2 separate regions of the Homo sapiens genome follow, and region 1 is linked to region 2. The links are chromatin loops, found by intact Hi-C in ENCODE. Cell type or tissue: Caco-2. All regions are shown on one strand. Links, peaks and the distances in the headings refer to the core of each region. The heading gives the core; the rest is flanking DNA. Region 1 has its middle 27 kb from the start of ANKFN1. Region 2 overlaps ANKFN1 (ankyrin repeat and fibronectin type III domain containing 1).

The links. Hi-C counts contacts between places; a loop is a spot of excess contacts. Peaks named below come from ENCODE experiments on the same cell type or tissue, not always from the same donor. Only the 100,000 strongest peaks of a DNase experiment are listed, where the experiment ranks them.
Region 1: it touches region 2 in a loop (8-fold over the local background); 2 of 110 quality-filtered maps call a loop at or near these places.

Annotation. Positions count from the first base shown.
Region 1 is chr17:56,125,288-56,128,206 of GRCh38, reverse strand. It overlaps a transcript of ANKFN1 not described here. Among named protein-coding and RNA genes, the nearest start is that of ANKFN1, 27 kb to the left of the region's middle. In Caco-2, for the core only: a CTCF peak has its summit at 1,481 (motif pointing left); a DNase peak (open chromatin) is centred at 1,566.
Region 2 is chr17:56,174,663-56,177,581 of GRCh38, reverse strand. All of the region lies in intron 1 of ANKFN1 (ankyrin repeat and fibronectin type III domain containing 1), which reads right to left. Among named protein-coding and RNA genes, the nearest start is that of ANKFN1, 23 kb to the right of the region's middle. In Caco-2, for the core only: no CTCF peak of the experiment used is centred there; a DNase peak (open chromatin) is centred at 1,331.

The DNA of each region.
Region 1 (2,919 bases), core at 249-2,748, 50 kb after region 2:
AAACAAACCCCTTAGGCTCTACAGTCTTTCTAGCTCTTTCTGAGCAAGAGCTCTCTTTTTTTAACCTGTCGATGTATTGGGTGGTTACAGTGCAGACTACAAACTCCTATGAAAGCAGAAATCTTCAAGTTGAGTGAAGATCCTGGGAAGGAAAAGGGGAGAGGACTGGTGCTGAAATAAAGTGAATTCTTCTGTGAAGTTTGAGGACTTGGTTTTGGTGTGTTTCATAACAATAGTTTTGCTATTACATAGCAGGTGCAGAAGCCTGGAGAGACTCATTGAAAGGAAAACAAGCAAGGATCTTCCAGATACCAACAAACATCTTTGGAGGCTGATGGCATAGGAATTACCTTCACTACCTAGCCCCCAGTTCTTCCTTTCTCCACAAACAAGCTTTGCTGAAAAAGTTAAGAATTTTAGTTAGGATCTTTGAATAGAAATGGAATTGTATCTACAAGGGATTAGAGCTTTTTGGCACTGGCTTCAGGCTTTGGTAAAGTGATTGTGGGGGTCTGAGACTAAGTGAGAAACTAATGCATTATGAGCAGAAGATCCTAAACTGTGTTTTTTGTCTGATAGAAAAAGCTCAGGCTGGCCGGGTGCGGTGGCTCACACCTGCAATCCCAGCATTTTGGGAGGCCGAGGTGAGTGGATCACCTGAGGTCAGGAGTTCAAGACCAGCCTGACCAACATGGCAAAACCCCGTCTCTACTAAAAACGCAAAAATTAGCTGGGTGTGGTGGTACATGCCTGTAATCCCAGCTACTCAGTAGGCTGAGGCAGGAGAATAGCTTGAACCTGGGAGGTGGAGGTTGCAGTGAGCGGAGACCGTGCCACTGCAGTCCAGTCAGGGCAACAGAGCAAGAGTCTCTCAAAAAGTAAAATAAAATTTTAAAAAAGGAAAAGCTCAGGCTTGGAATCAATCAGACAGACCTAGGTTCAAATCCCGCCTCTCCTACATATGAGGACAATATATTTAGTCATCCTGAGCCTCAATTTCCTTATCTACAAAATCATGATAACAAGATAATTTATGCAAAGTGCTCGGTGCACTGTAGGAATTGAGTGATTACCTGTTAGCCCTCACTTCTAATGGTATTCAATATAAAGACCCATTTCATGATTACACTCTTGTGCTATGAGCCAATCTGGACCTAGCTTCAGTGCCCCTTTTAAGAGGTAGTAAAAGTTGAGTATGTAATAGCTACTCTTTTTGAGCATTTATGATAGATATGCCAAGGCATTGTGCAAAGCAATTTTTTGTGCATTTATCCCATTTAATTTTAACTGTCTCCCCATGATTTAGAGCTTCTATTTCTAGTTGATGAAAAGTCAGAAAAAAAATTTAAATATCTAGTAATGAGGGTGGTTTCTTTCACCCCATTCTGCTTTCATCAGGACCAATCTTAAAGCCTGGTGCTGTTTCTGCACTATTTTACTTATCAAAATGGTATTATTGATTGGGCTTGGGAGCAAGTGCTAAGAGTGCCCCCTTTTGGTCCTGGAGAGCCTTACAAATCATCTGGGAGAATTAGGTGTGAAGCCTCCTCTTTGCCAGCGCATTCAGGGTTATTTGTGTCTCCTACTGTTGTGTCCCCTGGTCGGTCTGTATGTGGCTTTTACATTCCTTAATAAAGTAATAGACATGAAAGAATTCTGTGGCCGACGCCAGCAGCCACAGAGAACACCAAGTCTAAAGTCAGCAAAAGGTAAACATATGGAGCCATCCAAGGAATGTAGCAATAAAAATTGGAACATATGACGAAGCCTCCCCTCCCCCCTCTATTTTTCTGGGATAATTGTGTCAAGAAGGGGGAGAAAAGCATCTCTTTGCAGACAGCATGCCTTCATTGTGATCCGCTGTCGTCTGGCAGGGGGAGCCAGTCAAGGAATCTTTCAAGAAATAGCCCCCCCTTTTTTTTTCCTGAGTGTTCAATGACCAAAAATCTCTCAAATCAAATCCAAAGACAATTATTTATTTTCCAGACTTAATTTAATAGCAAAAACACCCCTGGAGGACTGAATGTGGTATTTGACTTTTATTTGGGCCACTCTGGGCATCACCAGCAGCTTTATTCTCCAAAGTGTGACTTTGCAGTGAGCTCCTTGGCCCACAGAACAGTCCAGGGGCACTGGCTGGGATCCTCGTTCCCCACACAACAGCAGCCCCGGGCGGGGCCAGAGACAGCACATAAATAATGCTTCCCCGTGCAAATTTGACTCGGTATTTCTTTTCTGTGGCTCATAGTCTTCATTCTCATGAAGGGAAAACATGACCCCGGACTGTCCCCAGACCACCTTCCCAGCCTTGTCTGGCACCATGGTGGCCCCTGCCGGCCTGTCTGCCCCTGCTGTGTGGGGTGCATTGCTGCTTCCCTCTCTTGTCTTGCCTTTGCTCATGGCTTTACCTGTGCCTGGAGCATTTCCATCTCTACTTAGAACATTAGTATTCAAAGTGTGTGCTGTGGAGTTCCAGTGATGGATTCAAATCATAACTTTATTACCGAACGATCCACATGCCTGGAGAAAGTGAACTGGCCTCTCTGTGCCTTTCCTTGTGTTTCCTCATTTGTAAAATGGAAACTATCATAGAAACAACTTACTTTACAGGGCTATGATGAGGATAAAATGAGCACATGGTCTAGCCAGTATCTGGAACATGGTAAGCACACAATACCTTTTAGTTATCATTATAATTATTAGTAATCCCACTATGGAAGTCCTACTCACCCTTCAAGAGAGATCAATCTCATTTCTTCTATGAGACCTTCAGGGAGTCTTCTCCTTTTTTCCCAGGTTCCTTTTTATTCAACTGTTCTTCCACCTCTTTGGTTTTTGTTCCTTCATTATACCAAGTATTAGTCTCACTTGGAATAATTTCATACATTTAACAGCCATTTACTAAGCACATACAATGTG
Region 2 (2,919 bases), core at 92-2,591:
GGAGTCACTGATGTGTGGGCTTGAGCATCAGCCAAAGCAGGAAAATTCATTGTAAGTGGATTATGAAAAATATTCCCTTGTAACCTATTTCAACAGGGAAGATGGAACAGGAGTCTCCAGCTTGTACTTGGCTCTTGCTTCTGAGAGGCCTATTTAAGCCCAAGGTGAGATGATTTTTCACATCACACATATGCATCATGGAAAATGGGCATTCATTCCCATGCTGGGAAACCAAAATTCCATCTGTGTTGTTGGGCAGTGGCAGAAGGGCATGCACACAGTGGCCTGAGGCTGCACCCCCTTAAACATGGACCCCGTGAAGCTTGGCAAGATCATGTAGCTCTGGCATAGGCCTGTGGTTAGATGGGAACCCCCTTGGGAAAACCAAACCAAATGGTTGAACAGAATCCGTGGTGGCTAGTCAACTGTTCACTCTGCCGGTCAGGCTGGAATCATGTCATTCACCAAGGAGAAAAGGGCAGGGGGGCCTTTCACCTGGGGGCTCTGGGGAAATCCCTACGATTCTACAGTCAAGGAGGGCAAAGTTGGCATGAGTTCCTGGAAACTCCAACCTGGCCTTCTTGGAATTACCTGGCTTGCTTGTTTTAAGTTATAGGATTGAGTAACATTCTTTAGGGGAATAGCAAGTGTTTCAATCTGGACAAAAGGCATTGTGTCCTGTGAGACTCCATACTCCCAATGATAGGATGAATTTTTTTCTCTTACAATATGTAATCAGTCCTGAGGCAGTGACATTACAGGAAAAATAGAACATAAGCTGGAGTGTTCAGCTCTTTCTGGCTCTACCTTCATCTTTGTCCTTTGCTTCATATTATCTACTCTCTCCTCAAAGAAGTGTTTTCCTACATACAAGACAGGTGACCTAGTTCAAGGCTCCATTTGCACATAAGTCTTAAAAAAGTGCTTTGAGTACCTTGGGCCAAATTCTCTTTCTCATTTAATGTCTTTTGAGGGCCAACGATATTCGAAATAAGGGATCAAGTACAGACTTTGACATAGTGACCACAAAGAATGGTGAAGACAGTCTGCTTTGCTATAAATGGAGTTCTCTTAACTCCTTGTGCGCATTGAATGGGTTCCAACCTATAACAAACACTCCGATCCCGTGCATTCCCAAGTGCATATCCATCAAATCCAAACTTTAAACTTGAGTAAATATATCTGTCTTACAAAGTCCAAGGTATTTATTACAGGGATCACCCACTTCAGGAATTTAAACAATGTTCAGACCAAGGAAAAATTCCTTACCAGGGGTTTTAAACTCCATTTCCCCTCTCTCCAGCTGGCTAGCAGAACCTGGCATGAAAGCAAGTGAACCAAGCGATTGCCATTCTTCCCTCCCTCAGTCCCTGACTCCCTAGCCTCTTTAACCCCTCCTTGCCCAGCCACATGGATTCGCATCATTTACTAGAAAAATGCATTAAGTTGGTGCCAAGCTGGCTGGAGCCCCCCAGTGGACTCACAGCAGGGTGATAAGAACAATCCTCCCCTCCCAGTACCCCCCTTCATGTCACACTCTGCAAAAATCAAATAAATAGATTTAAATTAGGAGATCATAAAAAAGGTATTTTTTTGTCTCTCTCTCTCTCCTGCCTCCCTTTCCCAGACCTCCCACCCCCAACTCCCCCACCCCCCTACTATCTTATAATAGGCTATTAATTCTAGCCATTTCAAACCGTCTGAAGTGTGGAGTGTAAACTGTGGCTGCATCAATCAGAGTTGTGTGTCAAGTTATTTCAAGCATTCCCTGTTGGCATAAAGAAAGGCTGGTTTGTCCTGCTCCAGCCCAAGTGCAGCTGAGATCTCCATTGATTGATAACTGAATGCATAGGGCTGGAAAGTTCTACAGCTGGGACTGCAGGAGTAAGCATATCTGAGTAGTCCAAGGAGGGAGTGGGGAATGGTGGAAATGGATGGTGACAAGGCATTTTATCCAGTGAAGGCAGGTGGGGATCTGGACTTCACCATCGCTTGTCAACTGGCCTCACTGGCTCTGACTTCATGAGCTGAGTTGCTCATTTCTGAAGATGTCTCACAAGGGCTTTGCAATGTGTATAGGAAATTCCCCAAACAACTCAACTCACCACCTCACAGCACCAGGTACAGTGGCATCATCTTTGTGACAACACAGGGGATTTCAAGGTGTTGATGTCCATGAGTGTTAGTGTCTTCACTCCCAACCAGTTATATCTAGGTGTTTTGTTAGTTGTTATTTTTTTGTTTGTTAGTTTTACCTCTCTCCTTGTAAAAACAAAACAAAACAAAAACAAACAAACCAACAAGAACTAACTGTCTGGCACTCAAAATTCCTACCCTGTCATATTATAAGTAACCTTTTCCAGACTGAAAAATGACAATATGAAGTAGGTCCTCAATCAATAGAGCACTTATTTTGATATCTTACTATGTATAAGTAAAATCCTGCAGACATCAAAGAATAATGGTAGATGGTAGTCTGGGTGTAAAAGTTAGAAAATATTTGCTTAATACAAACGTGGATATAGGTTTTTTTCCTGTATTACTCTTCATTTCAAAAGGTGGGTGGGGGTGATCAGCAAACAGGAATAGAAATTATGGCACAGAGAGAGATAATTAACTCCCTCCCACTTAATAAAAAAATAAAGAAAGAAGGTCCACTTAAGCTTATGTATCTTTTAGACTCATTTTGACCTGAGTAAAACCCATTCCCTGCCACTCCCTCTCAAATCCCCAGGGTTAAGCTTGGCTTTCAAACACTGACATTCAGTCTGGGGGAGGGGAAAGATGAAGGGAATCATAAAGGTGGGAGGAGGGACTCCGCTAGGGAGATCAATCTTTGTTCATCTTTATTCTCTGACGTGGGAGTCAGTGAATAGATTTGAGAGTGAGTAGGTAGGGGTCTGAGTGTCCCTGGAGACT